Linked DNA regions of Homo sapiens: region 2 is linked to region 1. Evidence: read pairs that join two places in POLR2A ChIA-PET (ENCODE). Cell type or tissue: A673. All regions are shown on one strand. Each heading gives the region's core, and the rest is flanking DNA. Links, peaks and the distances in the headings are about the cores only.

The links. ChIA-PET counts read pairs that join two places held together with the same protein. Peaks named below come from ENCODE experiments on the same cell type or tissue, not always from the same donor. Only the 100,000 strongest peaks of a DNase experiment are listed, where the experiment ranks them.
Region 2: POLR2A ChIA-PET joins it to region 1 with 5 read pairs; 1 of 35 experiments calls an interaction of 5 or more read pairs at or near these places.

What each region holds. Positions count from the first base shown.
Region 1 is chr4:110,312,664-110,318,051 of GRCh38, forward strand. No RefSeq gene overlaps it. Among named protein-coding and RNA genes, the nearest start is that of ELOVL6, 120 kb to the left of the region's middle. RefSeq lists a silencer at 2,830-3,124. In A673, for the core only: a CTCF peak has its summit at 2,987 (motif pointing right); a DNase peak (open chromatin) is centred at 3,018.
Region 2 is chr4:109,164,140-109,169,527 of GRCh38, forward strand. The region is part of intron 3 of COL25A1 (collagen type XXV alpha 1 chain); the gene reads right to left. Among named protein-coding and RNA genes, the nearest start is that of COL25A1, 140 kb to the right of the region's middle. In A673, for the core only: no CTCF peak of the experiment used is centred there; a DNase peak (open chromatin) is centred at 2,622.

The DNA of each region.
Region 1 (5,388 bases), core at 232-5,231:
ATCATAACTGCCACACTCTATATCCTCTTTCCCTGCTTTAATTATTTCTGTGTAGAACTCATCACTATTGTATTAGTTTCCTAGTACTGCCGTATCAAAGTACTAAAAACGAGGTGGCTTAGAACAACAGAAATATATCATCTCATAGTTCTGCAGACTACCAGCATGAGATCAAAGCGTTAGCAGGGTTGGTTCCTTCTGAAGGTTTAAGAGAGAATCTGTCCATGCCTCTCTTCTAGCTTCTGGCTTTGTTGGCAATGTTGGTGTTCCCGGTTTGTAGGCCCGTCACCCTGATCTCTGCCCTCATATTCACATGGCATCTCCCTATGTGCGTGTATCACTGTGCATAGTTCCCCTTTTTATAAGGATACTAGTCATATTGGATTAGGAGTCCACCCTACTCCATATGATCTCATCTTACCTTAACTAATGAAACCTGCAATGACCCTATTTCCGAATAAGGTCACTCTCTTAGGCTCTAAGGGATAAGACTTCTACATAGGTATTTGGAGAGGACACAATTCAACCCATAACACCATGCAACATGCTATAGTTTTAACTAATTATTTTATTTTATTTTTGGAAATGGATTCTCACTCTGTTGCCCAGGCTGGAGTGCAGTGGTACAATCTCAGCTCACTGCAACCTCCACCTGCCAGGTTCAGACGATTCTCCTGCCTCAGCCTCCCGAGCAGCTGGGATTACAGGTGCCTACCATCACACCTAGCTAATTTTTGTATTTTTAGTAGAGATGGGGTTTCACCATGTTGGCCAGGCTGGTCTCTAACTCCTGACCTCAAGTGATTTGCCTGCCTTGGCCTCCCAAAGTGCTGGGATTACAGGCGTGAGCCACCACTCACGGCCAACACACTATATGTTTAAATTATCATGCTTACTGTTTGTTTTCCCCCAGTTGACAAGAGGGCAGGGATTGTCAGTCTTCCCAACCTAGCTGAAAAAAAAAAAAGGAATGAATGAACAACCAACAACTGGAACATGAGCTCCTTGAAGACAGGGAATTTGTCAGATTTGGATTCTGTTAAATCACCATCATCTACAACAGAGTGTGGCACAGAGTAGTCCCCCAATAAATGTTTGTTGGATGAACCAATGACATTTAGAGTCAGATAGACTAATGTTGCCTTTATTGAATAGACTCTATGATAAGCAATGAACATAGCAATCACTTATGGGGAAAAAAAGGACATCTACCTTTCTAAAAATCAGGACATAAGCACATTTTTACTGCAGGAAATGTTCTATTATCTTTATTCAGGACCGTTAAACATTATGTCAAATGACTAATATGCTAGAAAAACTGGGATTACTACCTTAACTCTTTCCTTAAGTTTCCAGAGATGAGATCTGAAATTTACTGCATTTCCCTGGATGAATTATTTTCTTTTTTATTTAAGTTATAAAAGTTATTATATTATTATATTATTATAAAACTCTATATTTAAGTTATATAATATCAGTTAGACAATTTTTTGGGTAGTAATTACAAACTTACTTTGTATAGAATAAATACAGTCAGGTGAGGTGGCTCATGCCTGTAATCCCAGTGTTTGGGGACACTGAGACAGGCAGATCACTTGAGCGCTGGGGTTCCAGAGCAGGTTGGGCAACATGGCAAAACCCCATCTCTACAAAAAATACAAAGACTAGGCAGGTGTGGTGGTGCATACCTGTAGTCCCGGCTACTTGGGAGGCTGAGGTGGGAGGATCATGTAAACTCAGGAGTCAGAGGTTGCATGCAGTGAGCCAAGGTAACGCCACTGCACTCCAACCTGAGCCAGACCCTGTCTCTAAATAAATAAATAAATGGAGGTAAGGTATTTAGTTCACCTGAAGGATAGTATGCTCAAGGAGACAAAATTTTGTCTAAATTCACAAGGACATTTTCAAGAAAAATAAACCATTTGTGCTTGGCAACATTGGGGGCCCTTTGATCTAATGTCCGTCTCGTTTAGTCATTCATAACTTGAATTATCTTGAAACACTCCACTGACTAACGTGAACCTGCTAGGAGGTGCATTCCAGGCCAGAGAATTGTAATTCATGCCCAAGTATTTCCACTGCTTAACTGTGTCATTTCACTTCTCTAAAGCAGTTGAAATCTTGAAATCACTGTAAAGGTGAGTGTAGTAATGTAATTTGCAAGAAGGATAAGGAGAAGAAGAAGAAAGAAAAAAGAGAAGAAGAGGAAGAGGAAGAAGAAGAAGATGAAGAGAAGGAGGAGGAGGAGGAGGAGGAAAGACAGAAAGACAAAATTGAGATTGCCAGATTAAAAAATTTTGTGTGCAGCTAGGCTCAGTGACTCATGCCTGTAATCCCAGCACTTACGGAGGCCCAGGCAGGAGAACTGTTTGAGGTTAGGTGTTCAAGACCAACCTGGGCAACATGGCAAGACCTCATTTCTACAAAAAAATAAAAATTGCCAAGTATGGTGATGGTGTCCCTGTGGTCTCAGCTACTTGGTAGGCTGAGGTGGGAGGATCGGCAGGAGATCGAGGCTGCCATGAACCATGATCACGCTGCTGCACTCCAGTCTCGGCGACAGAGTGAGACACTGACTCAAAAAGAAAAAAGTAGGGCCGGGTGCGGTGGCTCACACCTGTAATCCCAGCACTTTGGAAGGCCGAGGTAGGCAGATCACGAGGTCAGGAGATCGAGACCATCCTGCCTAACACGGTGAAACCCCGTCTCTACTAAAAATACAAAAAATTAGCCAGGCCTGGTGGCAGGTGCCTGTAGTCCCAGCTAGTCTGGAGGCTGAGGCAGGAGAATCGCTTGAACCTGGGAGGCGGAGGTTGCAGTGAGCCGAGATCGCGCCACTGCACTCCAGCCTGGGTGACAGAGCGAGACTCTGTCTCAAAAAAAAAAAAAAAAGAAAAAATTTTTGTGTGATAACATGGGAATTATAACAAAGTTCAAGAAGCTAACAGCCCAAATCAGTAATTCCATTGAGATCAGAGGGCTGACAGCAGATGGCGCTATTCCATCTTGACTTAGCCATTGTGCAAGCAACCACCTTGGAAACCACTGAAAGGCAGCGGCATCAGTCTCCTTTTTTAGCATCGGAACTTGGACAGGTGACCCAGAGTTAAAACTTTTAAATGAAGGAATATTTTATCCTAGTATTTTATTTTCATAAAAAAGAACTAACGCAGTGGCTTATGCCTGTAATCCCAGCACTTTGGGAGGCTTAAGCGGGTGGATCACTTGAGGTCAGGAGTTCGAGACCAGCCTGGCCAACATGGTGAAACCCCGTCTTTACTAAAAATAGAAAAATTAGCCGGACGTAGTAGTGCGCGCCTGTAATCCCAGCTACTCAGGAGGCTGAGGCACGAGAATAGCTTGAACTCAGGAAGCGGAGGTTGCAGTGAGCCAAGATCCTGCCACTGCACACCAGCTTGAAGCATAGAAAAATTAAAGTACTGAAGTAGATTAAAATGGGAAAATGTGTTAGAAGTTATTGTGTGGGTGTTTTCCTACCATGCCTGGAAAGCTTATTCTTGTTTGGCATTTAATTAATTCAGTTCACTAAAAAATAATTGAGTGCTCACATGTATCCAGCACAGTTATGGTTGCTTGGTGTACATCCATGAACAAAAAAGACAAAGATCCCTGTATTTGTGGAGCTTCTATTGCATCAGGGAGAGAAAGACAATAAAAATAATAAATAAGAAAATAGTACAGTGTGTTAGAAGGGGGTAAGTGACACTTTGGAAAAATAAAGGCAGGGCATGGTAAGGGGGCTCAGGCATCCTGGGCAGTGGGGAGGGTTTGATTTTGTATAAGGTATTTTATTCATTGAGGAGATGACATTTCAACAAAAATATAAAGGATGTAAGGGAGTTAGCTAGGTAAATATCCAGGGAAAGAGGAGTTCCTGCAGAGGGACTAGACTTTACAAAGACCTCAGTTTGGGAGCATGTTTGGTTTGTTTAGAGAACTCAACAAGATGGTCAATGTGGCTGCAGTGGAGTGAATGAGAAGGGGAGCAGGAGAAGATGAGGTCAGAGAGGTGAAATAGCGGGCAGATCCTGGAGGCTTTGCAAACTATTCTAAGAAATCGAGTGCCATTGTCAAGTCTTGAACAAAGGAGTAATAAAATCTGATTTATGGCTTTTTTCTTCTTTTTTTTTTGAGATGGAGTCTCACTCTGTTGCCTAGGCTGGAGTGCAATGACATGATCTCGGTTGACTACAACATCCGCCTCTCGGGTTCAAGTGATTCTCCTGCCTCGGCCTCCCGAGTAGCTGGGATTACAGGCATCCGCCACCATGCCAAGGTAATTTTTATATTTTTAGTAGAGATGGGGTTTCACCAGTTTGGCCAGGCTGGTTTTGAACTCCTGAATTCAGGTGATCCACCTGCCTCGGCCTCCCAAAGTGCTGGGATTACAGGCATGAGCCACCGTGTCTGGCCTGGTTTATGTTTTTAAAAGATCATGCAGTCCTGTGATAAGAATAGTAGACTTTAGAGGGTCAAACATAGAAGTTGGGAAGCTAGAGAAGGGGCTATTACAGCAGTCCAGACAAAAGCCCAGAGTGGCTCAAACCAGGTATTAATGGAAATAACAATGGAGGTATCAGGAAGTAGCTGGATTCTGGCTATTTATTTTGACATTAGAGTTGACAGATTTTTTTTTTTTTCTGATGGATTGGATATTAGATGTGGGGATAAGAGAGGTGTCAAGAAAGATTTGAAATCTTTTGCCCCCAATTAACTGGAATGACGGGGAAGACTGTGGGAGGAGTGAGTTTTGAAACACAAATTGGGTGTTGTGGGCTGGGCGCGGTGGCTCACGCCTGTAATCCCAGCACTTTGGGAGGCCAAGGCAGGCGGATCACGAGGTCAGGAGTTTGAGACCAGCCTGACCAACATGGTGAAACCCCATTTCTACTAAAAATACAAAAAATTAGCCGGGCCTGGTGGCGCACGCCTGTAATCCCAGCTACCTGGGAGGCTGAGGCAGGAGAATTGCTTGAATCCAGGAGACAGAGGTTGCAGTGAGCCGAGATCGCGCCATTGCATTCCAGCCTGGGCAACAGAATGAGACTCTGTCTCAAATCAATAAATAAATAAATAAATAAATAAATAAATAAATAAATAAATTGGGTCTTGCAAGTTGAACACATTGATTTTGAGATGTCTACCATCAACTGCAATAGAAAGGTTATGGAAAGTAAGAGTTTGGAAGGAAAGGCCAGGGCCATAGTTTTGGACATACTGAGTTTGGATGTCTATTAGCCATCAAAGTGGCAAGAAAAAGCTTCTGAAAATTTTTGAATGTGAAATTGATAATCCGTTTCCATCAGTGTAGGACACCTCAAAACAGCAAAGACTGGACTAGAGAAAATTATATAACTAGAGGCTATT
Region 2 (5,388 bases), core at 102-5,101, 1.1 Mb before region 1:
AGTGGGCCTGGCTTGTGCACACAATGGAATGTAGGCAGAAGTAGGCCTGGCTTGTGCAAGAAACCTGGTATGCAAATCCTCCATGATTTTTTCCTTTTCCTATTCACTGCTTGATAAGAGAGGAAGACACAGCCCTGAAAGGAATTTAGCATAGTGAAACAATGAAAGAATCCTGGATCCCTAAAAGAATGCAGAGAAGAGACATCTCCTCTACCCTTATACCACCATCTCCCACATTGGAGATTGGAGTTTGACCTAATCAAGAAATACATTTGTTTGTTTGTTTGTTTGTTTGTTTGTTTGACCTAATCAAGAAATACATGTGTTTGTTTGTTGGTTGGTTGACTGGTTGGTTGGTTTTGTTTTTTAATGTTAAGAGACAGGATTTGAGGAAACTGTTGGTGTGAACAGTGTTGGTTACTCCAACTAGTGCAAGTTTGTAATTCAAACTAGGTTAGCAACATTCATTTAATCATTTACTTGATAAGAATCATTTATCTCGTGTTAATCTGTTCAAAAGTCCTGTAGGGTGCATGCTTTATAAAAGGATAGGACCAAATAAAATTATGCAAATTCATTTTATCAACTGGTTCTTCTATGTTATATGAGAATGTTTTTGTTCTTTTAAATATTTTAAGCATTTCCACAACAATTTGCTTTATGATATTGATTAACAATATGAAACTTCCAGCCCAGTCTATCTGAATAATCACAATTATATTTAGTTAGAAACACCACCACTTTCTTGCTTTTCTATAATTTGCTTATTACTAAGTCTGGTTGGATGTCTTGCAGAAATATGTTTCCCAAACCATTGAGCTCTACTTCATTCTGTGGTTTTAGACTCCATATCTGAATTCAGAGACATCTTCCAAATGTTTGCAACAAAAACTGTTACCTCCAAATAGAAAAACAACATATGATAATAGTCATGTAACATCCTTTGCACATAGAACTAGACTGTGTATTCTCTGAGTTATCAGAAATAAGAATTCAAGCACATATATTAACTCAAATTTAGGTTGTAAGCTTAATAGTTAATAATCAGGAAAGGGCGATTTAAATTTTTTTTAAGTTTTATAGCTTTCAAGCAGAATATGGACAGTGGTCACAAAGTCCTCATGCATGTAGGCTAAGAAAAAACTTCTTAGCTAACAGTCAAGACCTAAAATCAGTTATCGGGGTCATCTCTAATAATTTCCAAAAAAAGAAAATGGGCAAAATTAGAGCATACATATACAAAGATCTTTAAAGGGAATTTTGGACACTGTCCATTGTTTAAAAAATAATGAAGGGCCAGCCATGGTGGCTCACGTCTGTAATCCCAGCACTTTGGGAGGCTGAGTCAGGAGGCTCACTGGAGACCACGAGTTCGAGACCAGCCTGGGCAACATACTGAGACCCAGTCTCTACAAGAAATTTTAAAAGTTAGCTGTGTGTGGTGGGGCACACCTGTAATCCCAGCTACTTGGGAGGCTGAAGCAGGAGGATCACTTGAGCCTGGGAGGTTGAGGCTGCAGTGAGCTATGATCATGCCACTGCACTCCAGCCTGAGTGACAGAACAATACTGTCTCAAAAAAGATAATAATAATTAGTAGTCATGATGGTGTACACTAGTGAGAAAAAGTATAGTTCACATTAAGTGTATGCTATCTCCATAATATTAAGAACTTTTTAAGTAAATTAAGTGTAATTTTAAAATTGCATTAAGTACAGTTTCTAACTAGAAGAAGGCTTGTACATAAACAGTTGTTCAATATAAATGTTTATTGAGCTGAAATATCTTTAGTATCAAAAACATCTGGAATTACAACATTTAAAAATTCCAATTTTTTAAGCTCTTGCTTTAAAAAAATGACTTTTTTAGTTGAGATTTCCATTTTTCCTTTTTAAAATAACTTGCACTAAGAATAAAATTAGATCAATTTTTCTACTTAAAAGTCATACACATACTGTAGTGCCTGAATTTCAAATCAGTAGGGTTCAAACCAATGTAAGTTGTCTATGAGTGAGTGAAAGTGTGTGTATTTTTAGTTGCAACTTATAAGATGAGCTAAAGGTATTCCATGGCATATTCCAGATTTCCTACTGAATAACAAATGTATTCATCTAGCATGTCTAGTAGATCAATTGTCTCCATCTCCTTTCTTCCATCACTACTTATGCTTAAACATCCTTAAAGCTTTTCCTGTAAATACAGCTGGGATGAAGCTTCTTTCTGCCAATCTATTATTCTGTCACTTTCCTTCTTTTATGTCCTCAACCAAATAAGTGTCATTTTCCTGCTTTTATTTTGGCTGAGAATTCAACTGAATCAGTTTTCCAACAAATCTGGTGCATAGAATTCTAATTTTCCCTGTTACTTTTGCCTCCCAAACAAAAACAAGCCATCTACTGTGACTCTACTGTATTTGGAGTTGGAACAGGTGCTATGTCTTCCTAAGCCCCAAACATCAAAATAGTTGTGAAATGGGATTTGCACTCCACTGATCTGTGTAAAATCATAGCTAACAACAACGTATATTTACAATGAAAAGATTTCCTGGCACTGTGAGCACACAAGCCCTAGGAAGGTTTTAAATGTTGCACTTTGCCATTGTGTTTCTCTCTGGAAACTAATGCCAAATAATGCATTCATTGAGTATGAATCTAATATACAAATTAGAGCTTGTGACTAATGGGTTTTTCAAGAAGCGTGAAATTCCTTTTTGTAATTGCTGAGTGATAGACATTTCCACTGAATTTGATATTTCTACGAGAGTTTCTTTCATCCTAGTTAGTGACTGGAAAATCTGCAAGAGGAAAGTACTTATAGGGTGGTGGGAAAGATTCATGTAAATAATGTGCCTTTGAAGTTGGAGAGTTATTTTTAATAAAATTTCTAGAAAATGAATATGATCAATGAGGTCTTTGTTTAACAAATTTGCTTTTCTTGAATCTTATAAAATTGAGTGAAAATGAGAACATTGCCCTGTTAGACAAATGTTCGTGAGGGTATTAAATAAAAATCCTATAGGAATTTGTATAACATCTTAAGTAGGTTTAAATAATCCTTGAAGTTGAACCAGAAGTACATTTTATAAAACTCATCTTTCTCTCTCAAGAGTCCCATTCAGGATAACATGTGTGCAAATCCTAGGCAATATATGGCTGCAAAGTGAGGCAAGGGACACATCAAGAGTGAAGCCAAGTTCTTTCTGAGTTATGCCCTATAACTCCTCTGTATTTTGGTCTCTAATTCCACGTGTGTAATACAAAATGAAGAAATAAAGCTTTTTTTCTCTATGGCCTCTTGAATGAATGAACAATAAGTTTGAGAAATTCTAGGAAAAATACTTACTGTGCCAGGCATTGTTCTTAAAATGTATCATTATGACATTTCTCTCATTTTAGGGACAACCTTAGGATAATTACATTTGTAACTGTAATTGAAGTGATAAGATTTCACCCAGCTCTCTATTTTTCTAAAATCAGCTTCCCTTCTTCCCCACTTTCCCTCCCTACTTCTCTCTCCCTTGTTTTTGAGTTACTTCATGTACATTAGCTTGGGGCTGAACACTGTGTTAAGCTCTGGATAAAGCCCACTGACAAGATGAATGAGTCTCTTACAGTCTAGAAGAAAAGACTAGCATTGAACAAGTCAAAGGAAAAAAATGGAGAGGTATCAATGCTCTGGGGACAAATAACAGAAGACAATCTAGAGTGACACAAAAAACTCATCTATAATTTCAGATAGATGAGGGGAGGTGGGCCAATTAATGATTTCATGGAACTAGAGAAACAATTTTGTCAAAACTGTTTATCTTGGCCTCCATTCATGTATTTCCTTAATTCTGTAACCCAATCAATTTGGGTAGAAAGGGATAACAGTAATAGTTGGTTTTTTAGGTTGCCATTTATGAGGCTCCTAAGAAAGAATGATGAACTAAGACTTGAGAATCCAAATCTCTCACAATGGCTCATTGTTTCTTCTGAACAAGGTTCTGCATCTTGATGAAAAATTAAATGGAGCCGTGGCAATTCCTTGGCTAGGATTGTTTTCAAGGTTATGTGAAATTTTAGTATATCCCTCTGAACTCTTCCTCCACTGAAACCCTACATTCTTGCTTTCTATTCTGGCTTTAAAATCCTGATAAGTTTAAGTGAATTTATTAGATCATGCTCACCATCATGGACTGAAGAAATATTACCAAATAAATATGGAGATCAAAAGCAACTACCAGCAACAGAGTTGGGGTATTAGCTAGTACACTTTGTAAATGCAACGACTTTCTCTTGCTTTAGAGTTTCACCATAAGTTATGATTCTTCCTTTGACTTACAAATAGGAAAAGATAATTATTCCAGCTAATTTTATTGTATGCATTTTACACAGAAACATAAACAATCCTTAGAACACTCAGTCATAAAAGATTCACAAATTTATATTATTTATACTTTTCTAAACTCAAAATATACCGATGGAGTTCCAGTTCCCATTGACATATATGACTCTCAGGAGCTACTATATATCATATTAAAGTGTCCTTGCAGAGGTGCTCTTTCAGGGCCATGCCAAAAGTTTAATCTGGAACCAGACAAAACTAAACCAAGCTGTGACTCAAACTACTTCAGAATTGGATTCAGAAAGTATTATAGGCATCTAAATCCTAAGACTTATCCTAGAGAGAATAAAATGTTTTTAAACCAAATTTCTTAGAATCTTTTTATATCTCTTGATGTGAATTCATTGGAACATCCATATTTGCCATTTTGCATCCACACATCGAGCAGCTTAGCATTTCTCTGGGCATCTCTCACCCGCACTACTGCATGTACCTCTAGGCTACTCTCCACAACCTCTCCCTCCTCCACACTATGCAGAAAATTCCCATTAAAAATCTGATAATGTCCTCTTGTCTAAAAGCTTCCCCATGTGCCCCACACTCTACGGTATACATTTTAATTCTTTAACTTGGTAGAAGTGTCCTTATATAAATATATCCCCAAACTACGTCTCTAGCCTCAGCTACTGTTCCACTTCATTCACTCAGTGTGTCCTGACACATGCAATACCTCTTTTCTGCCCATATGTGCTCCTTGCTAAATCCTTCTGTACATACAATTTACTTTGCTTAAAATTCTCTACTCCTCCATTCTCTGCCTGGCAAACTTCCTAATCTAGCCTTCTCTAATGTAGCCAGGAATGATTAACAAAGTTGTCATGGTAATTTGTTCATCGGTGTTATGACACTTATTTGTGTGTCTTATGATATGACTCATATTTGTGTGTATTCCCTTTTCCTTCACTTGCTGTAGCTTACATAATCTTTGATGGCAAAGACCATGTCTTGATTATCCTTGTGTGTTTGCATATATCTATATCTCTATCACCTGTCTAATGCTTTA